Regions from separate parts of the Homo sapiens genome. Here region 1 is linked to region 2. A link is an interaction called in ENCODE POLR2A ChIA-PET data of the cell type or tissue named here. Cell type or tissue: CD4-positive, alpha-beta T cell. All regions are shown on one strand. Each heading gives the region's core, and the rest is flanking DNA. Links, peaks and the distances in the headings are about the cores only. Region 1 overlaps ELAPOR1 (endosome-lysosome associated apoptosis and autophagy regulator 1). Region 2 overlaps GNAT2 (G protein subunit alpha transducin 2).

What was found. ChIA-PET counts read pairs that join two places held together with the same protein. Peaks named below come from ENCODE experiments on the same cell type or tissue, not always from the same donor. Only the 100,000 strongest peaks of a DNase experiment are listed, where the experiment ranks them.
Region 1: POLR2A ChIA-PET joins it to region 2 with 5 read pairs; 2 of 35 experiments call an interaction of 5 or more read pairs at or near these places.

The regions. Positions count from the first base shown.
Region 1 is chr1:109,184,715-109,196,126 of GRCh38, forward strand. It overlaps ELAPOR1 (endosome-lysosome associated apoptosis and autophagy regulator 1), which reads left to right. Exons shown (of 22, transcript NM_020775.5): 8 at 331-419; 9 at 3,463-3,640; 10 at 4,352-4,480; 11 at 4,878-4,968; 12 at 6,652-6,757; 13 at 7,012-7,149; 14 at 7,897-8,160; 15 at 9,707-9,880. Among named protein-coding and RNA genes, the nearest start is that of SARS1, 23 kb to the right of the region's middle. RefSeq lists an enhancer at 9,201-9,410. In CD4-positive, alpha-beta T cell, for the core only: no CTCF peak of the experiment used is centred there; no DNase peak of the experiment used is centred there.
Region 2 is chr1:109,601,310-109,612,721 of GRCh38, forward strand. GNAT2 (G protein subunit alpha transducin 2) reads right to left here. Exons shown (of 9, transcript NM_001377295.2): 3 at 9,156-9,198; 4 at 8,731-8,872; 5 at 7,322-7,479; 6 at 4,999-5,127; 7 at 4,661-4,790; 8 at 2,642-2,795; 9 at 1,782-2,235. The coding sequence ends at 2,045. Among named protein-coding and RNA genes, the nearest start is that of MIR197, 8.1 kb to the left of the region's middle. RefSeq lists a silencer at 4,584-4,784. In CD4-positive, alpha-beta T cell, for the core only: no CTCF peak of the experiment used is centred there; a DNase peak (open chromatin) is centred at 6,172.

The sequences.
Region 1 (11,412 bases), core at 3,802-8,801, 420 kb before region 2:
CAAGAAGCTGTTTCCGTCTACCCTCCTTGCTGGTCCTTTGGCCAGGCCACTTCTCCCTCCCTTGCCCCATGGGGCGGGGGACGGGAAGCGGCAAACAGTGGTTTCTCATCAGCACCTGGAACAGGTGCAAAGGGAAGCTTGAGCAGGGTTGGGGAACTGGAAATGACACTATTGAGACAAGGGGAAGGGTGAGTGTGCAGGATTTTCTACTTCCGGCAATATTTGTGTGGCAATGCACCCAGGGACTTGGGAGTCACAGGGCCATGAAGAGGCCAGGAGCTCAGCTTTCTTATGTAACTCCAAATATTTCTTCTTGCTTTGGCAATTTAGAGAAAGGATCTTCTTCCTGTAACGTGCGCCCAGCTTGCACAGACAAAGATTATTTCTACACACACACGGCCTGCGATGCCAACGGAGAGGTGGGTAGTACAGTCTTGGAGCCCCTTAGCCCCAGATGGACTGTCTCCCACTCCCTGAGGTTTGCCACCATTTGGAACTTCAGCAGTCAATGACATTGGCACTAGTTAAAACCCCACAGACCTTTGAGGTGACCCTAGGGCTAGGTGGGGTGGGGGGCAAAACGAGACCTCTTCATTCATTTTCCGGTCAGAAACTGTTTTTGCAGCGTTTGTTTCACTGTTTATGCACATATGTTCTGTTTCAAAAACCCACTTCATTCTCTCTTGCTTGGTTTCTTCTATTTGCCGAGCCACTCCGGCAGAGCCTGCCTGTCCGTACACAATGTCCTCCCGGGGCTCTTCAGGCTCACCCCCTCGGCACTGTTTTGTGGGCTGGCACGGGGAATGGATTCCTGCCTATGGTCTGACTTGTTCCGTTTCTGCTGCTTCTCTTTCCTCCAGGCTTTCTGCTTCAGAAAAGAACTTTCCCTCCTAGTCTACACTGTCACTGAGTCAACAAGCATTTTTTGAGGCTGACTGATATGTCAGGCCTGGCACTATAGGCTGGGGAGTCAGAGACGACTGAAACAAGCTCCTGCCCCCAGGGAGCTCACAGTCCTGTATGAGAGGCTGGAGAGAGGAGAAAAACGGGCCCAGTCAAGGCAACCAGAGGGATGTGCAGGGAACTGGGGGAGCCCAGAAGAGAAGCGACCAGGACTTGGGGTGGGGGCAGCAGAGAAAGCCTCTCAGAGGAGGCCATTTGTTCAACAGTCAACAAATATTTATCGAGGAGCGACTCTGTGCCAGGCACGGTGCTAGGTGCTAGGCATGCATCACTTAACAAAACTGAGGGAACATCTAGCCCTTATGGAGCTTAACTCTTGTTGGGGAGGGAGTGGAGAGAGAGATAATAGACAACAAATGGGTATATAATATAGCAAATGGTAGTAAGTGGTAGGAAGGAAAAAAAAAAACCAGGATTAGGAGAGAGAGAATGAAGGAGGGTGGTGCCACTATTTTAGAAGGGTAGGGATGTCCTCTCAGGAGGTGACATTTGAGCAGAGACCTGAAGGAGATGAGGGAGGAGCCGTGGAGCTTTCCAGGCAGCAGACACAGCAGGAGAGGAGGCGGCAGCTGGGCCAGGTGGGTGGAGAAACAGTGTAAGTGAGCAGGGAAGGGCTTGAGGTGCACGGAGAAGGATCTGGCTGAGCTGTCTGTATCCCTAAGCTAGAGATTCTCAAGAGGATAGAACTAGGAGTTGGGCATTCTGCACTCAGCACTAAGCATGATGCTTGGCTCTTAGGGAGCATAAACATTTGCTGGCTGGGCGGCTGACTGAATTCTCCCTTTCCTAACTAAGCATGGGTTAAAGTCTGGTCCTTAACAATGAATATTTTGCACAGTCATCTCTTACCAACACCACCTCCCCCACGTATTTGGGGCATCATCCCCTTCTCCAGCAGCCAAGAGAGAATGGCTGTGTCTTGTCAGTTGCACCTTAGACTCAGTTCTGTGGTGTCTGGTATTCTGTATGACCTTGTGAACATTTATTTTCATTTTCTTGGTCTCAGCCAACTCACTAATAAAAGGCAGACAATTAATCCTGCTGCTCTTCTCCCTCCTGTTCATAACATGTGACTGAATGTGGCTGTCTTTCCTCCCTTCTGCCCCATTCTCTTCCCTCCCTGGGCTCACGCCAAGGCCTTCTGGGTCAGTACCGTGCTTGCTGCCTGAAAGCCCGGGTGTCTGCCTTGGCCTGACCACTGCCGGGGCCTTTAGATGCTGGGTCAGACCAAAGCCTGTGTTCCCGCCTTGCAGCACAGCCAAGGCCCAGCTCAGAGGAGGAGCACTGAAGCGTGTGCTTTCAGGAGTGCGCATGAACATGCATTCCCCAGCTGTTCCTTGCAGACTTCTGCTTTGTGCCTCATTCCCGCACTGGTTCTGCTCAGTCTGGTGATTGAGTTTGTCTTCTGAACAGTATTTTAAAATCAAGGGACACACCTCGAGCTGGCTCCTATGATTACATTTCTGACCTTGGCTGTGCCTCAGTTGTTTCTCAGGGACCAGGATGGCCCATCCATTGGGGTCAGTGAATGTGCTGCTCCAAGAGCTGGCCCGAGACAGTTTGCCAGCTCCTAGGACTCTCCTCTCCCTGAGACTCACAGGAGGCAGGTGAGGTTCAAGCCTGGGGCTCTGGCTGTCGCAGCCCTCCGCAGGGAAGAGGGCCGAGCTGAGCAGGGGAAGGAGGAGCCCAGGGCTCCCCATCAGTTAAGGCAGTCTGTGTCCCTCCTTAAGGACTTGTTTCTTATCTTGAAAAATATGGACAGAGGCCTTATTCATCCTTCTTTTCATATGTATGGTATCTGCACAGATCATGTTCATCAACCCCTCAGTTCAACCTATAAGGGCACGTTTTTGTCTGTGACTCGATCTGAGGGCCACATGGGAAGAATGGAGCTGCCCACCTTCACCCCTGACTCAGCCGGGGTCTCCTGCGGGTCATCTCCACTTCTGTACCCAATGCAGGGGCCATGTTTCATTCATCTCTGAGACACCAGGTCTGGCACATAGATGCATTAGGATTTACCCAATAAATAAAAGAGCAAAGAATGTACCACTCAAAAAATAAGTGGGGACATCTCAGCCACCCCCTCAGTCCCCGGGGGACATCTGAGCCACCTCCACCCTTGTGCCTTTCTGTGTTCTGGGATTTTCACCAGCTGCTTTTCCTGTGACCTTGGTAGCAATAAGATTCTACAGTGGAATCGGAGCTTTCTCTAAGACAACTGGTCCCACATTCTCTGTCATAAAGTCTTCATTAGAGCTATTCCTTGTCACCCAGGCAACATTCATTTGGCAGATAGTGATTGAACACAACCATGACTCAGGCACTGGGCTAGGTGCTTGGGATACATCCGTGAGCCACACAAAGTTCCCCACCCCAGAGGAGCTCTTACCTGGCCCAGAATCTGGATCTCTGCCCCCAGCCCCTATCCTCAAGGTAGAGTCCCAAAGATGTCCTAAATCTCACACAGGCTGAGTTGTGCTTAATCCATTTCTGCAGACACAACTCATGTACAAATGGGCCAAGCCGAAAATCTGTAGCGAGGACCTTGAGGGGGCAGTGAAGCTGCCTGCCTCTGGTGTGAAGACCCACTGCCCACCCTGCAACCCAGGCTTCTTCAAAACCAACAACAGCACCTGCCAGCCCTGCCCATATGGTTCCTACTCCAATGGCTCAGGTAACCTCCTCACCACCCCACTCTCTGCAGCACATCGACTGTGTGGGTGGGCTGTGTGGGCACTAACAGTGGCCAGCTGAATGCAGACTCTGCCCTTCCAAGGGAGGCAGTAAGGAATAAGGACCAGGCCACCTTTGAGGACTAAATTCAGGAGAAGAGAGGTCAGGGCTGGCCTCGTCTGCAGGTCAGAGTCATACTTGAGGCTGCCTTCCTTCCTCCTTGCTCCAACTGCAAATGTGACTCAGGACTGAAGGTGCCCAATCCTCAAAGCAGGGCTTCCAGCATATGGCAGAGATGCTGACTAGGCTTACAGGGCTGGGATGACCAACCCCACACAACCAAAACCTATAAGCCATGCTGCCTTGGGGGGATTTGAGTACCTGTTAAAATGAAAGCATTTAATGATAATATGACAATAATATGAACTATATGTATCAGACTAGAAGGTACATTTAAGTTTTGAAATGGAAATTGGGGTGGGCAAATAGGATGGTTGGCATATTGGAATGAAGGCTCAGTGTTTACATCTTGAGTTAAATACATTGTCAGAATGTTTTTGAGTCAACTTGATACAACTTCCTGCAGCAGTACTCAGCAGCCAGGCTTCTGGGCTGCCCGCTACTGTTGCAACTTGTCTGTGTGGCAGCAGCTCCAGTCAGAGTGACTGCAGCCTTCCCACTGAATGCATGGATCTTGTTTGTGGTTCCCCAGACTGTACCCGCTGCCCTGCAGGGACTGAACCTGCTGTGGGATTTGAATACAAATGGTGGAACACGCTGCCCACAAACATGGAAACGACCGTTCTCAGTGGGATCAACTTCGAGTACAAGGGCATGACAGGTAATTGCCTCTCCCTGTGCCATGAGCTGTCAGCTCCCTGCACACCCTCAGTTCTTCCAACTTCACATTTCTTCATAATAGTGATGTCTGAGAAAAATAAGCTAACCATGTCATGCATTCCCTTGAAAGTTCCACTCCTCATGGACATATGTTCTGCCAAGACAGCTTTAGAGGAAGGAACAGAGCTAGAAACATGAGCGTGCACTTCAAAGGTCTTGCTCTGAGAGCTTCAGGGTTTTTGACCAAAGTGGCAGGATAAGTAACACGGTTCATGTTCAGTGGTGGTTCTGGGCGCCTCAAAAGATGGTGTCAAACCTCCCTTCCAGAGTGTCATCTGGGTGCACATTTGCCTTGCACCCAAGAGCACAAGGCATTAACTCTCCTCTTTCCTTTTCAGGCTGGGAGGTGGCTGGTGATCACATTTACACAGCTGCTGGAGCCTCAGACAATGACTTCATGATTCTCACTCTGGTTGTGCCAGGATTTAGGTGAGGAATCCAAAGCCCAGGGGAGTCCAGGCCAGCTTGGCCATATCCGAATCCCACGTATTTTGGAATATTGTAGAGGAGAGGGCTTCCGGGGTTGTGTTTCATTTCATTTCAAATGTCAGTTGAGAACAGAGGGTACAGTTTGACCGAGGTAACCCAATGCTATCACGTTTTTCAAGTTGCTGCCCATGTTGATTTACCGACTGCTCTCTCTCCCGTATAGCTTCTCCCAGCCATTAGTCACGTGCTATTCAAATTCTTCCTCCTCACAGCATCACTTAAGATTAGAAAAAAAATAAAAATAAAAAATAATGGGGTCAGAAATGCCCATAGACAGTTCATCTTTATTTGGGGCAAGAAGATTGGGAAGGATTATTCTTACTGTATTTGTCCCCATATCCCAGGAAGACCTAGGGCAACACGAAATTTGTTTCCCACTAAACAAACAAACAAACACGCACACACACACACACACCTCCTGGCAGTGTGGTGTGGTGGAAGGAACACCAGACTGGAAGACAGGGCACTTGTGCTTTGCCGCTTACTGGCCGTGCGACCTTAGGAAAAGTCACTTCACCTGTTCAGGCTTCGGGCCCCTCATCCATAAAAACAGTGTGTGATTTAAGACTAACTGAGGTTCAGATGGCTTTTCCAGCCCGCTGGTTAACACAGCTGCATAGAGATAAGCTGAGAACTGGAGGTCCTCAGAATTCAGGCAAATGGCTAAAGCCAAAAGGAAAGCCGTGAATGAATTTCCAAGGCCAAAGTGAACTCTTCTGCCCATATGTGCTCTAAAGATAAGAAGCAGGCACTGAATATGCTTCCCTAGTGCCAGTCTGACACCTTCATTTCCTTCTTCGAGGTCCCTGCTTCCCATCCCTGGGATGTTGCTCAGTTTGCCTTCCCTTAACACACATTACTCAGAGCTAGCCAGATGAATGAAGCCTGTGTTTGCAAGGTGAGCAAACTTTTTAGGCTTTTTTTGGAATAACATTCAAAAAGTACTTTCCAATTTGCAAATCTGATCGTCATAGTAAAGTGTTGCCTCATCCCCCATCCCCACTACTACCCCAGCCCGCTTGGGCATGGCTCTCTCTTTCCCAAAAGTAGGACCAAACGGAGGACTTTGCTGGATCACAAATTCTGCTCCTTTAACCCCGGCAAAGCTCCCCAGTGCTGGAGAGACAGCTGCTGAGTAAATGTCAACAATTTACAGTCTTATGATAGACGTGCTTCTCAAACATAAATGTGCACACGAATCGCCTGGGAATCGTATTAACATGCAGATTCTGATTCACTGGGCCTGGGAGGAGCCTGAGGTTCTGCAGTTCTAATAAACTCTGGGAGATGGCCATGTTGCTGGTCTGTGGACCATATTCTGCTAGTGAGGTGATACAGCATTTTATAAAGGACCGCCACATCTGTCATGCCTTCAGGTCTCCCCGCGATGATGGGGGGTAGGTAAGAAAGAGATTTCATCACCTCCATTTTACAGATAAGGAAACCGTGGTTTGGCTAGGTCAAGGTCACATAGCTAGGAGGGCAGAATTGGATTTAGTCCACACGCTTTCCATCATACTCAGAACTTAACCCTGTCCCCCAGCAGACGCTCTGCTGTTGTCTGGGCTCTTCAATAAGCACTGCCTGGCCTTTAGAACTGACTTTTAATTTCTGCCCCTACAGACCTCCGCAGTCGGTGATGGCAGACACAGAGAATAAAGAGGTGGCCAGAATCACATTTGTCTTTGAGACCCTCTGTTCTGTGAACTGTGAGCTCTACTTCATGGTGGTACGTTTTCCTTTCTTTGCCCGCTAGAGGGCCTCCAGGGGAGGGTTAGCCCCATCTGCCCCATTGGTGTGTCCACGTGACTGACACCCCCCCTTGTAGTGATTCCACAGAGGAAAGGCCCAGACTGACCAGCAGGGACTTCACAGTTTAACAAGGGTCTCACCAACCGTGATGGCACCTGGGATGGCAGCCACATGGGCACCCACTTCCCCTCTGGCCATCGCACCCGCTTCACTTGTCTGTCCTGGGTTCAGGGTGTGAATTCTAGGACCAACACTCCTGTGGAGACGTGGAAAGGTTCCAAAGGCAAACAGTCCTATACCTACATCATTGAGGAGAACACTACCACGAGCTTCACCTGGGCCTTCCAGAGGACCACTTTTCATGAGGCAGTAAGTTCCTCCCCTTCCTCAGACCCCCAGGAGAGACCCTCTGAACCCAGGAGGACTCCTAGCATTAGCTTAAGTATGAGTGTGAAGTTCAGAATCTGAGGGTTAGAAGGATCTCAGGGGGTCAAGCAGAAAACTGCCTAACCCAGCCCTCTGAGGACCACCTAGTCTTGTCCAGCTGACTTCCTGGAAAGATGACACCATAAGAAATAAGTTGGCCCTCCTTGTAGTCCCTGCCCTGATACATGTGTTACCAGACTTGTTGTTGTTTTTAATAATAACAACTCTGGTTTTAGTTTCTTAACTCAAAGGAATACAGGCTCATTGCAGAAGACACAGAAAATAAAAATAAACAAAAATAAGAAATAAAATCAGCCATAATCCTACTACTCAGAGATAAACCAGTTAACATCTGGACAATCTCCTATACACTGTTTGTTTCTGCACAAGTACATTTTTTTCTCTTTTATAAGGAAAAGACTTGCTTTTTTCATAAAACTGTATATATTATATTTTCCCCATGGTACTTAACATTTTTATATGTCCTATAAATGGTTCAGTCTCATTTTAAAATGACATCAAATGCACACGAAGAGCTACTGGTAAGTGAGTAAAAAGAGTCAGATGCTTCTCAGATTCTTCTTAAGTATCACAGGATAGAAGATTAAGTACCTTGCTCTTTCTAGAGGCCTCAATTGTTGCTGCTGTCTCAGGCCTCTCCCCTCTCCCCTCTTGTTTCCTTGTCTCCAGAGCAGGAAGTACACCAATGACGTTGCCAAGATCTACTCCATCAATGTCACCAATGTTATGAATGGTGTGGCCTCCTACTGCCGTCCCTGTGCCCTAGAAGCCTCTGATGTGGGCTCCTCCTGCACCTCTTGTCCTGCTGGTTACTATATTGACCGAGATTCAGGAACCTGCCACTCCTGCCCCACTAACACAATTCTGAAAGCCCACCAGCCTTATGGTGTCCAGGCCTGTGTGCCCTGTGGTCCAGGGACCAAGAACAACAAGGTACCTGTAGTCTGGCATGCATCCTAAACCTGACCCTCTGCTTGGATGACCTCAGAAGATGCTGGGTCCTGGGTAGGGTTCTTGAGAGGCTGATACCCGAGTGCTCCCCCTAGCATACTCCTAGGTTGGAGTCCTGGAGGACACCCATCCAGGCTGTGACTGTGGAGGGTTAGCAGGGCTTAATTTCCAGGGTCCAGGACTCAGTCACTGACAAGTCTCCTCTTTAGTTGGCAGGTAAGAGAGGTTGGTGACTGTCTGGTCCAGAGGGTTATTTGGCATCTGTGCAGAGACCTAAAGGGAAGGAACAGTGGGGTGAGGCCTGTGGCTTATATTCAAAAATGTTCAATCCAGCCTGTTATTATGGAAATCTGCCCCTTCTTTGGAAAGATAGAAACCCAACCATTGCTGGGACATATGATAACTGGCATTGCTGTCTTCTATCCCAGTGGCTTCTCAGCTTTACAAGTATAAGGATTCCTTTCCTAAGTGGAAAAAAGCTGGGTGCAGTGGCTCACATCTGTAATCCCAACACTTTAGGGGGCTGAGGTGGGAAGATCACTTGAGCCCCGGGGTTCAAGGTTGTAATGAGCCGTGATTGTGCCACTGCACTCCAGCCTGGGTGACAGAGCAAGACCCTGTCTCTAATTAAAAAAATAAATAAAAATAAAGGCACATTAAAAAACTAATAAATAAATAAAGTGGATAAGCAGTGTTGTTGCCCCCATGTACTTTCTGCATCTGAGAAGTACTTATGACTAAAAGCTTTTAGATATTAATCGATGCTTTTAAATGAATTTGCATTTTACTGATCACAACTACATGCACATACATCTGTAAAGCACTATCAATATGTACTCTGCAAACGTTGCCTAGTTCATCTGTGCAATAAGTGCAGCGATTCTACAGACTCCTGGCAACCTCTTTCGGGTACCCTGGACTTTTGCCACAACCTTCCTTCCCTGGAGCTCCCTCTGCTGCTGTGGGAGGGAATGACAGTTGTGTGCGGCTACCGCTGAATGGTGACCCTAAAACAGAGCAATGAATGGGTTTATGGGAAGAAAAGCCCCTTTCGGAGTTCAGTTTCCTACAGAGAACCTGAGAAACAGGAAGCAGAGTTCAGTGAGTTTTGCACTGTGAGGGGGTGAGGAGGGAGCAAGAAAAGTTTCTCTTCTCCCATCTCAGATACCCTTTTCTGGTTAGTGCCTCATTGTCTTCTGCTGGAAAGTAAAAAGGATCCTCTTGTGTCTTGAGAGGCTTCTATAATCTAGGCACAGGGTTATAAGGCTATAGAATTTGTCCAAACTCCCTTCTGAACAATAACAGATTTAGGTTTGTCCATCATATATGTGCTAATAATTGAATGGCAAATGTACATAAATCCCACTAGTGCCTGTTTCACTTCTTTTACTAGCCACTCCTAATCCTTTCTTCCTCCTCTTGACCCCATTTGGGCGGGACCAGACGGGGGAGAAAACTGCTACTCTTGGCTGCAGGCCCTCAAGGCCCTTCCTGACCAGCTGGCCCGACCCGTCCCTCTCCCCCTCAGATCCACTCTCTGTGCTACAACGATTGCACCTTCTCACGCAACACTCCGACCAGGACTTTCAACTACAACTTCTCCGCTTTGGCAAACACTGTCACTCTTGCTGGAGGGCCAAGCTTCACTTCCAAAGGGCTGAAATACTTCCATCACTTTACCCTCAGTCTCTGTGGAAACCAGGTAAGGTATACCAGTTGACAGGGTGAAAATTGAATGGGGGAGGCCCATGGATCAGAAGCCAGAGACAGACACAGGAGAAAACCAGAAATCCTTCAGGTAGCAGGGGGTTGAGGAGCTTCAAAGGTTTTTACATATTATTCTCCCTGAGGACTTTTTCCCCTAAAATTAAATAATCAGGATTATAAACACTTAAGAAAATAAAGATATTTAAAATAATGTGTTCTTGCCGGGTGCCTGGTGCGGTGGCTCACGCCTGTAATCCCAGCACTTTGGGAGGCCGAGACGGGCGGATCACCTGAGGTGGGGAGTTCGAGACCAGCCTGACCAATATGGAGAAACCCCGTCTCTACTAAAAATACAAAAAAATTAGCTGGGCGTGGTGGTGCATGCCTGTAATCCCAGCTACTCGAGAGGCTGAGGCAGGAGAATCGCTTGAACCTGAGAGGTGGAGGTTGCAGTGAGCTGAGATTGCGCCATTGCACTCCAGCCTGGGCAAAAAGGTGAAACTTCATCTCAGAAAAATAATAAAAAATCAATAAAATAAAATAAAATAAGGTGTTCTTTTACCTGACCTTTATTTCCTCAAAATGAGTCTATTTAAAAATATGCAGGAGGAAGGCTAGGCGCGGTGGCTCACGCCTGTAAACCCAGCACTTTGGGAGGCCTAGGTGGGTGGATCATGAGGTCAGGAGATCGAGACCATTCTGGCTAACACGGTGAAACCCTGTCTCTACTAAAAATACAAAAAAATTAGCCGGGCGTGGTGGCGGGCACCTGTAGTCCCAGCTACTCAGGAGGCTGAGGCAGGACAATGGCATAAACCTGGCAGGCGGAGCTTGCAGTGAGCGGAGATCACGCCACTACACTCCAGCCTGGGCGACAGAGTGAGACTCCGTCTCAAAAAAAAAAAAAAACAAAAAAGCAAAAAACAAAACAAACAAAAAAAACCCCAGAAATATGCAGAAGGAAAGGTTTTTTTCCCTTGCTTGAAAAAGCAGTCTTCAGCAATCACTGCATTTGTCGCTTGTTTTCTAGAGGCTGGATAAAATCAACTGTTTCTAGTTCATCCACACGTCTCTTTGCTGACAGTATGAAAGAAAGTAACATGAAATGCTTTATAAGGAAAGATTGTCACCATCAGCCATTTCATGCTGCTGCAAATATTTCAGATCCAAAATTCAAAGGCAGAAATGCAAAGGTTAATCCCACCACTGCACTTGATTAAATTGCAACAAGCCACAATTAGCAGTTGGAAAGTTCATTTCAAATGTTACAAAAGAGGCTGGGCATGGTGGCTCACGCCTGTAATCCCAGCAATTTGGAGGCCAAGGCAGGCAGATCACCTGAGGTCTGGAGTTCGAGACCAGCCTGGTCAACATGGTGAAACCCTGTTTCTACTAAAAATACAAAAATTAGCCCGGCATGGTGGCACACATCTGTAATCCCAGCTACTCGGGAGGCTGAGGCAGGAGAATTACTTGAACCCAGGGGGCGGAGATTGCAGTGAGCCAAGATCATGCCACTGCACTCCA
Region 2 (11,412 bases), core at 3,463-8,462:
TAGTAATGGTTGGAGCATGATATTCAGAGTAGTTCCTGAACAGCTCTTGAATATGAGAAGTCTTTCCCAGGTTTTTTGTTTTGTTTTGTTTTGTTTTGAGATGGAATCTCACTGTCGCCCAGGCTGGAAGTGCAGTGGCATGATCTTGGCTCACTGCAAACGCCTCCTGGGTTCAGGTGATTCTCCTGCCTCAGCCTCCTGAATAGCTGGGATTACAGGCAGGCACCACAACGCCTGGCTAATTTTTGTATTTTTAGTAGAGACGGGGTTTTGCCCTGTTAGCCAGGCTGGTCTCAAACCCCTGACCTCAGGTGATCCACCTGCCTTGGCCTCCCAAAGTGCTAGGATTACAGGTGTGAGCCACCGTGCCCAGCCAGGTTTGTTCTTTGGCTTGAGTTTTTTCATCAGCAGTAGCCAGAGTAGTTTCTCGGATAATTCTCCCAAGCTGCTTTCTTTTTAGGGAATCAGAAAGACTATTAAATGAGTTTAACTTTTATAGCTACAAATTTATTCTTAAGTGTATTTCAAGCTCATATGGCTCTCTAGTATTAATATTGCTAGTAGCAGCCTAAGTGTGAGTGGGTGTTTCTGGCAAGGAGCAATTTCCATTTTAATTGACATTTTCTTCTATGTACTAAATCTTGGATGCCAAGAGCTTTCCTCACTGGTAGTTGTAAATGCTAAATCTATATACTTAACTTCATCCCCTTCTGTCAAGATAAATGCAAACTTCATTTCCCCTCAAAGGAGTTCAAAGGAAAACTTCTTGGCGTGTTTGGGGAGATGTTTTCATCCACCATCACATGGACCCAACTGCAAAGATTTTCAGTGCCTAAAACAAGCTCACCTGTCTTGGTTCTTCTGAAACACGTAGCAGTTGAAAAGTTTAGAATTGTTCACTTGTTCCAAATTCTATGATAGAGAGGCGGCAGCAATACATTCATTAATACTCTAAATGAGAGTATTTGATGTCCTCTAAGTTTATTCAGGAAGTATCTTATGTAGCTAAGAAACATTTGTAGAGATAAAGGTCTGTTTGATAGCCTGGGGGCAGAGGGATAATGTTTGCTTAATAAAGATGATCGTTTTGGGATGTGCCTTAGAAACTAACAAACTCGCATCTCCTATCCAGTGATCCAGATCTCTGAGCTAAGGCACATAGAGGTCTGTTAGTAAAAAGGGAATGGCAGGTTTATTTAGGTTTGGTTAATACTAGTTTTTTACAGACTATAGGAAGCCTTGCTATTTTGCTTGGAATAGTTTGTTGCAATAGTTTATTCTAAAAACCAGGTGTTGAATTTAATATATGGCAGCTTTTATATTTTTATATAGGATTTATTTCTGTGACCCTAAGCACAAGCAGGCTTTTTTTTTTTTTTTTTTTTTTTTGAGACAGTTCTGTTGCCCAGGTTAGAGTGCAGTGGCGTGATCTTGGCTCACTACAACCTCTGCCTCCCGGGTTCAAGCAATTCTCTTGCCTCAGCCTCCCGAGCAGCTGGGATTACAGGCGCCTGCCACCATGCCCAGCTAATTTTTGTATTTTTGGTAGAGACAGGGTTTCACTGTGTTGGCCAGGCTGGTCTCAAATTCCTGATCTCGTGATCTGCCCACCTTGGCCTCCCAAAGTGCTGGGATTACAAGCGTGAGCCACTGTGCCTGGCCTGCACAAGCAGTTTTTATGTGCCTTCCCTTCAGTTATGTTCGTGCTCCTCAGAATAACCCTGTAAAGTAGGTAGGGAAGTCATCTTCATTTTATAGTTGAAAGACTCAAGACTCAGAAATAAAGTATTCACAGTTTTGTATTAAGTTGGAAAACCAGTACTGGAACCTGGGGGGTCTTCTAACTACTGGCCTGTGCTCTTTAAGCTGCAATAGCTATCCCACTTTGAAAAGAACGTATGAAATACAGTTGCAGTCATGTATACTCCATCTCCAAAGAATGGATTCATTCTTCATGTCATGGTATATTGACTATAATTTTCTGTTTTTAATTACCCAGATTCCAAGCCTGTTTATAGAACTTATACCTGAGGAATGGTGAGGATTAGAAGAGGCCGCAGTCCTTGAGGTTTTCTTTGATGATAATATCTGTAACTGCATCAAACACAAATTTGACATTCTGTGTATCTGTAGCACAGGTCATGTGACTGTAGATTTCTTTGACATCTTTTCGCATATTGAGGTCAAGGAACTGGCTCTTTATGTAATTCCCCGCATCATCATAGGAGTTGTTACCTGGTTTTCCAGAAAAATAGTGAAAAAGTAGAATAAATGAACCCTTGTTAGTTGCTGACTCACTTTAGGTGATTGACTTGATCCTTGAAATGTTATTAGACAACAGCAGTTGGGGGCCTATTTTTGGAGGGAAGATTCTCTATTGCACTCCAGTGTTTCTCACTTTAGTTGAAAAGAAATTGAGGAGAGGTGTCTTTCCACCTTTGGTTTTCAGTAGGTATCATATGAAGTCAGTGGCTCTCCTGCATCTAATGCCTGCTGTATTCCAGAGTATCTGAATTTAAACCCTGTAACTGTGCCCAAGGTTCTCCCTTAAGTTCCTTTGTGTCATCTTGGCCTAAAAAATGAGACAATTGCCAGTCTCTACTAAAAGGCATTATTATTATTTCCAGCCCCTGACACTTACCATCATACTCTGGAAAACAAATGCTGAGATGGACTTTCTTGATTTTTTCCTCAAAGAGGTCCTTCTTGTTGAGAAAGAGGACAATGGAAGTAGCCGCAAAGAATTTGTGGTTACATATGCTGTTGAACAGATGCAAAGACTCATGCATACGATTCTAGTAAGAGGAAACACCATTGGAAATATCAGATTTGGCTTATAGAATATCTACCTACTTCCTGCTCTTGTTCCCCTTGGAGAGACCAGTGCTCCAAATGTAAAAAGCAAGACAGAGAACAGCTTATCTCAATGTACCAGAGTAAAGCCAGAGAGATGTGGGATCATTCTAGTTCCCTATCTTTCTAATAGCTGTGTGACTTGTGGAAAATTATTGAGCTTTTTCTGAGTCTGTTTTCCTATCTTATAGGGTTACAATGAAAGCTAAATGAGATTGTGTATGTATATTGTCCATGATAGTGGCTGGCATATAGGTCTATAATGTGTTATGCAGATCTTTAGCAGCCAGGATGCAACTGAGAACTTGACATTTTATAAGTAGTGCTGATAATGGGTTGAAACAGGCCCAAGTTAGCATGTGCCCATATGCATCTCCAGGATGATTTTGATAGGCTTCTTTCATGGGGTCCCAGATCTCAGTTTGGGCTACTTTGGTCCTGCTGCCACATGGTGAGAGTTAGAGAATTTCCCAGTGCCATACCACAAGCATTTCTGCTCTCTCATTTCCTTCTCTGATTGCTACTTAGCGAGAAGTCGGGCTGCATATCTGCAGAGGCTGCCCATTGCCCCAGCCCAGCTTGCTTTTAGGGAGCAGGTCTTTAGGGTTTTGAAGTATACTATCAGCTGACTTGCGTTCAGTCTACTTATCTAATAAAGCAAGAACAATCCCATTTGTGGCTTTTTCCCCATAATACTCCTGTACAACCCTTTAAGGTCTCATAGACTTGTTTTATTAATGTCTCATAGACTTTAATAAACCTCATAGACTCATAGACTTTAGGGTTAAAGATGGAAAGTCTCATAGACTGTAATCTTTAGGCTTAAAGATGGGAAGTGAATAGCTCTGTAAGACATTTTGATTAGACGATATTCAGAGTGCTCTAATGTGAAGTTAAAACTACCAAAGGGAAGGGAAGAGAACAAGCTGTGGCAAGGGATAGGAGTATCCCTTTCATCAGCAAGCTGTGGACCTCCATTTGTAAGCAGATGCTTGGGTGAAATTAACATTTTTCACGCCTCTAACCTTTCCCAAATTCAGAGGTCATCAGCAAGGTGTGGACCTCCATTTGTGAGCAGATGCTTGGGTGAAATTAACGTTTTTCACGCCTCTAACTTTTCCCAAATTCAGAAAGCAGATGCTTGGGTGAAATTAACGTTTTTCTCACCTCTAACCTTTCCCAAATTCAGAAACTGGCTGGGCTCTAACACTTGTCCTATAGAACTCCTGTCCTACAGAATTCTACAGGCTAAAGAGAACCACTCTTGGGTAGTCTTCCAGCTGCCAATTTAATTGGCATGAGAGAAAGCTGGTCTGCCAGTCTCTCCTTAAACTCCTACGGACAGTACATTTTTAGCCTCCTAAGTGGGGTTACTAGCTCAACCCTTCTATTATGTTGCAATGAAGATTCATATCATATGTTATTTTCTCTGTTCTGTCATTTTCATCTCCTTCCTTAGGCAATTTGGGAGAGTACTAAGTGTAACTCCTTTGCTTTGCCTAGTTGATGGTCCCTTATCTCTTTGCACTCAATTCCTCTTATGAGCTTTGTGATGTCCAAGTGATACTTAGATGTCTAATTTGAGACCAAGCTCACTGTCAGTAAATTTGGAGCTCTAAAATGCTAATCTAGAACCTGCAGAAGAAGTTGTTTTTTAGAATTATTTGCATGAGACATTGATTGGTCTGCTGGAGGGCTGCTAGACTGAAATTACCTAAGTTGGGGCAGTAGAGTGACACAAGGCTTAGAGAAAGGGTCATGGGGAGAACTTGTTCTACCAAAGCTGCTTGATGCAAAGGCCACTCACCACTTCGTCATCTTCCACCAGCACCATATCATAGGCACTGAGGGCTGCACAGAAAATGATGCAGGTGACTCCCTCGAAGCAGTGGATCCACTTCTTTCTCTCGGATCTCTGCCCTCCCACATCAAACATCCTGAGGGAAGAAGCAGCTATTTTCATAGGTATGCCCAACATACGACCTATATGCCTTTGATGGTCACCCCGTGAAGTGGGAGAGGAAAAGGGGGAGAAGCAGAACAGTAATTTAGATTAGGCTTCACCAAAGGCCAAGAAGCCTGCCTGTGCCCCTTTTCAGGATTCCACACGTGTATCCGAGATGCCCTAGGGAACCATGCACTTACCTGAAATTCAAGTCTTTGACGGAAAACTTGGTTTCAATGATGCCCGTGGTTTTGACTCTGGATCGGAGCACATCTTGCTCACTAGGGAGGTACTCAGGGTCTGTAATTCGTTCTAATTGGTTCAGGTAGCTAGAGAAAAGTGATTAGCATCAATGACAAATTTTCCACAGACGAGGCTAAGAGACGTAAAAGGTATCTTACCCAAAGTCACACAGCTAATTTGGTGATAGAAATCAGGACTAGAAGCCATATTGTTAAATTTAGGATTCTTTCCTTCAAACCTTCATATGTCATTAACTAGAGGAAATGGGGGATGGACTGAGGGACAAGCCCATTTGAGGCTGGAGTTCCAGCGCATTTAAATCAAGTTAGATAAGTTTTCCTTGGGTTTGCCCTGACTGCAAGCTTTTGTAGATTTTTGAATGAGATTTAGTGGGTGCTAAAAGTTCCATCAAGAGGCAGTAAATTGAAAGAGACTTTAAAGACATGAACCAATGCAACACATGGACTTTGTTTATATCCTGAATCAAACTGGGGAGGAAACATTTGAGATAACTGGGGAAATTTGAACACCGACTTGGTGATATTTGATGCTATTAAGGAATTGTTAACTATTTGGGTGTGATTATATTCTTTTTATAAAAAGGGTCAATATTTTAGAGATCCATAATGACATTTTTAGGATGAAATGATACCTGGAATTTGCTTCAAAATAATCCAGTAGGGAATGGAGGTAAAAAGAAATAAGATTGGCCATGAGTTGATAACTGTTGAAGGTAATTCATTATGTTATTTCTACTTTTGTATGTTTGAAAGTTACCTTAAAAAAGAAAAAGTTATTTTTTTTAAAAAAAAAAAAGGTGGCCAGGCACGGTGGCTCGCGCCTATAATCCCAGTACTTTGGGAGGCCGAGGCGGGCGGATCACAAGGTCAGGAGATCGAAACCATCCTGGCTAACACGGTGAAACCCCATCTCTACTAAAAATACAAAAAATTAGCTGGGCATGGTGGCGGGCGCCAGTATCCCCAGCTACTTGGGAGGCTGAGGCAGGAGAATGGCGTGAACCCGGGAGGCAAAGCTGGCAGTGAGCCGAGATTGCGCCACTGCACTCCAGCCTGGGTGACAAAGCGAGACTCCGTCTCCAAAAAAAAAAAAGGCAAGAGGAAGGCAGATGTGAACTGAGATGACTGAGAGGAGGAGGGAAGTACAAGTAACACAAGTGCCTATTGTATGCCAGGCATTTTAATGTTCAGATTCTCGTTTAAACTCCTAAGCCATCAAGTTTCATATCCCCATTTTACAGATGGAGAAATTCAGAAGAGTTAAATACTTGGCTAGGGTCAAGAGAAATTGTGGTGTATTATGAAAAATATTCAGCTTTGTAGTCAAGCAGCCCAATGCAAATGCAGTCTCTGCTATTTATCTACATGACCTTGGGCAGTTAATTAACTTCTCTGAACTTCAGTTTTTCCATGTGTAAAATGAGGCTAATTAGAAAGGTACCATCTACCTTAAGGTCTTACTGCGTAGATGGGTAAAGGGCGTTGAGATGGTATACACAGTACACCTAGCAGTGACTGGGCTTTGAGTGCTCCGGGAACAGTAAGTGATAGCATTATTACAAGATTAGGAGACAGATGGTTAGGTTAAATAAACTCAGGTTTGACTTTGAAGCCCATACTTGTCTATGATCCCATACTGTCTGAGGTAGGATTGATAAATTATGTCCCTTAGCTTTTTGGAAGCAGCTTTGCAATGATGGTACTAATTCCTGACCACCTTCCCTTGGTTTGCCCTTGTAGTTTGTGTCCCCTGCCTTGGCATCGTGACATAAGATGCTCTAGGTGTAGGAGACTCATTTCTGCTTAGTGGCCTAAGTAGATCCTAGATTACCAGATAGAAAATTCTGCCCTGAAAGAGCCATCATGAATCACATTACTCCTGCGAGAGTGTATGACAGAACTGCAGGGCTATCTTAGGGTTCTGGAAGGAGAGGCTTAGTGTACACCTCAATTAAGAGAACAGGGCTGAGGGCTACTAGGCAGAACACGTCTTTTGAATTTTGCATCTTCAGCCTTGTAGGCTGTAGTGAGCCAGTGTAAAGCAATAGAAAGTCATGACAACTGTGGCAGATCTCCCCATAGCATTAAATTCAAAACATTGCTGAAGCCTAACAAAACAGATCCACAGGCTGAATTCAGTCTGGGTCTCCAGCTTTCAATGCCTGAAATTTTGGGTTGGGTGAGGTTTCTCCCAACCAGAGAGAAGACTGGCTAGAAGATTGCTTAAGCATCAACCCACCCTCTCACCAGTCAGTCTTACTAAGATGCGGAGTCATTAAGCTGGTATTCTGCAGCTCTCTCGAAGCAGGCTTGCACCCCACCATCCTTCCACAACCTCCTAATGACCTCCACGAGCTCAGGAGGCATGGTTCCCTCCTCAATGGAGTCAGCCAGGTTGTTGAGCTGTCGCCCGTCATCCTGTAATGCAGAAACCTGGTTAAGAACTTCACAGGAGTAATAGCTTTCCAGGAGGCTTCTGGGAATACTGCTGAATGGAAATCATTTTACATTACTACGAAGACCTAAGATGGAAGCAGTATCCAGTGAAGATTCTATGTAAGAAAACATACTGTTGAATTTTTGAGTATGCTCCCCAGATGCAGAGGGTGGCACTATACCCAGCCCTGGGGTGTGTCTAAAGCGGGGCAGGGGTCCCAGGTATTTCCTCTCTGGAGTTTCTGGCTTCCATCCTTAGTCTGAAAGTTTACCGCCACAAAACGTGGGTCCTCTGCTGCAGAGAGACTGAAAATGTAAAGGCCAGATTGACCATGAAATAGACAAGATAGAAGACAGGGACCCATCACCTTTGTTCTTCAGCGATTGAAAGCTAGAAAAAGTCCAGTACTAGAAGTAGGGATTTCACTTACAAAAGTTCCATGGCCAGGAACCCAAGGGTAGCAATTTAAATGGTAAAGTAAAAAAGCAGAGGAAGCTGTGAGCAGCTTTATTTTGTAAATATGTGTTATAAAGTAGGGCTTGAGGACAGGCACGGTGGCTCACACCTGTAATCTCAACACTTTCGGAGTCTGAGGCAGGAGGATTGCTTAAGGCCAGGAGTTTGACACCAGCCTAGACAAGATGGCAAGACCCCTTCTCTACAAAAAAATTTTAAAAAATAGCTGGGTGTGGTGGTGCACACCTGTGGTCCCACCTACTGGGGCTGAGGTGGGAGAATCACTTAAGCCTGGGAGGGTGAGATTGCAGTGAGCCATGATCACACCACTGCATTCCAGCCTGGGTAAGAGAGGAAGACCCTGTCCCAGTAAAAATAAGGGTGGATGTTGCTTACTTCTCCAGGACTGCATAATTGTGGTGTATTATGAAAAATATTCAGCTTTGTAGTCAAGCAGCCCAATGCAAATGCAGTCTCTGCTATTTATCTACATGACCTTGGGCAGTTAATTAACTTCTCTGAACTTCAGTTTTTCCATGTGTAAAATGAGGCTAATTAGAAAGGTACCGTCTACCTTAAGGTCTTACTGCGTAGATGGGTAAAGGGCCTTGAGATGGTATACACAGTACACCTAGCAGTGAGATCCCACCCAGCAGGTGGGATTTTAGTTACTATTTTTCTTACCCATCTTTCCATATAGTTTGTTGGCCTCTGGTATGTTTCTTCTTGCTAGCCTTTCTGCTTCCACCCTTAACCACATAATAGTAATCACATACCGCACAGCTTGGTTCAGCATAATCGATGCCCAGTGTGGTCATGGCCCGGATGATAGCCAGGATGGACTGCAGCACATTTCCATAGATGATAGCCTTGAACTCCAGGCATTCTTCTGGTGAATAGCCATCCTGGTGAATGATCCTGCAAGGGGCAGACACTCTGTCTTTAGCTGGACCTGAGTAACCAGACCTAAGGGATTAGGAATTTGGGGGTATTTAAAGGATCATAAGAATCCTATCTCTCTGTTGCTACTGCTTTCTCAAAGTGGAGGGTGAGGGACAAGGGGTACAGATGAGGGGCATTGGAATCAGATCCTTTATACCTGGGCTCCTTGAGGCTAAAGAGCCTTTCACTTTGAATACCTCCACTGGCTGTACTGACTTCTTCACCCTATCTTGTCTTTTGGGGCTTTGTTTCTACTCACTTCATCTGTTTGACGATGGTGCTCTTTCCTGACTCCCCAGCACCTGGAAGGAAAAATGCTTATGCTTTCGATTTCCACCAGTTCTCCTCAGCCTTCCAGGAGATGGCCTGGGAGAAGTCAGAGCCACTGCTTGCTTGGGGGTCTTGTTAGGGGAGAATACATAGGGATGACTGCTGCCCTCAATTTCTGGCAGGCTTGAGCTCAGGCCATTCAACCTGGATTTAGAGCAGTTTCTTAACTTCAGTACTATTTAGTTTGGGCTGTCTCATGCATGGTAGGATGTTCAGCAGCATTCCTGGCCTCTACCCACTAGAGGCCAATAGCATCCCACTTCCCTAGTTATGACAACCAAAAGTGTCTCCAGACATTTCCAAATGACCACTGGCAGTCAAAATCTTCCTGTTGAAAACCACTAACAGATTCAGGGGGAGTCCTTTAACATTTCTCCTCTCTGCCTATTTTTGACTCAGGAGAGTGATCTTGGGGTAGGATTGGAGAGAGCTGGATCATTTCACCAAAATAACTATATTTTCATCACCTTGCTGGTTCCCTTTTTTTTTTTTGAGACAGGGTCTCAGGTTTGTAGCCCAGGCTGGAGTGTAATGGCACAATCTCGGCTTACTGCAGCCTTGACTTCCCAGGCTCAAGTGATCCTCCCACCTCAGTCTCCTGAGTAGTTGGGATTCCAGGTGTGCGACATCATGCCCGACTACATTTTTTTTTTTTTTTTTGAGACAGTCTTGCTCTGTCTCCCAGGCTGGAGTGCAGTGGTGCTATCTTGGCTCACTGCAACCTCTGCCTCCTGGGTTTTAAGCAATTCTTCTGCCTCAGCCTCCTGAGTAGCTGGGACTCTACAGGCGCATGCCACCATGCCTGACTAATTTTTGTATTTTTAGTAGAAATGGGGTTTCACTATGTTGGCCAGGCTGGTCTCAAACTCCTGACCTCAGGTAGATCCACCCATCTTGGCCTCCCAAAGCGCTGGGATTACAGGCGTGCGCCACTGCATCCGGCCATTTCCCCCCGCCCCTCCGTAGAGGCAGGTTTTCACCATGTTGCTCAACCTGGTCTTGGATGGGGCTAAGTGGGTTCCCTTTATTGACTAATGTGTCCTAATGTCCTCATTCACACTCTGCTCTCTCCATCAAAAACTCATACCTTCTAGTACTGAGTTTATACTACCCTAATGCCTCGAACTCCTCCTATTTCGCTTGTGCTTGTTCCCTCTAAGCAGCTTATCCTGAATGTAGAAGAAATCTGCTTAGGCTTAAAAGATCTCTCAGTGGCCCCACCATCTCTGTTTCCCCCTGCGTAACCTCCTGGGCTCCTTAGAGTCTGGTCCAGCTTACAAAGATATGCTCCTTTAGTGTGTCCTTACGACTGTGCCACAGATCAGCTGGGGGAAAAGAAGGTGCCTTAGCCTAGTGCGTCAGCTCCCAGATCCCTTATGGGGGCTTGGAAACCCAGCTCAGGCATCTAATCTTCTGCTACGTAGACCCTACCTGCTCCAGCTACCCTACTTCTGTGGTACCAGTGGTTTGTTTTCCTAAGCCACGTGTCTCAAATGTTCTTGTCTTGGTTTTATTTACAGCTGTGATCAATTTCCCTGACAAATTGAGGTGCTTTTATTTTCTCAGCACAGACCAGTGATCTGCTTAGGAGCTCATCAAGTTGATGAACCTTCCATCTGGCAGGAGCTTTGCAGGCAGCTATTGAATAGAGAGCCAGGAAGGGACTGCTGTACATAAAGACACCATTCCTCCTTCCTCAGAGCCCCCTACTTCCAAAGTTTTTACTGAAAGCAAGAAGGAACCACTATACTTGGCAAAAACCAGTGGGACTATCTCTGGTACTGTTGGCACTGACTGTATGGTGGGACTTGTGAGCCTGTTGGTGAGGGAAGGTCCTGTTCTCTTCTGATTTCTTGGCTTAGAGTTCTCTGCAGATTGGGTACAGTCTGCAAGTCCAGGGTCCTTGAAGCCAAAAGGATGTGTTAGGTTTGGTTAGATTTGGAAATGGGTGGGTTCATGGTGGCCCTTGCACTATTCCTCGCTCAAGAGTAGAAAAACTCTGGAATAGCCTTGGCATTCTGGATCCCCTTGGGGTGGCTGTTTAGGCCCCATATTAACTCAGCTCTAGATCTCCTGATCCCCTAGCCAGACTGTGTAGAGGAGAGGAAAAATGACCTGCCACCCTTCCTTCCCATGGGGTGAGGTAGAACCCACCAACCCTTCAGGAAAGTAGGAAGGACCCCTGC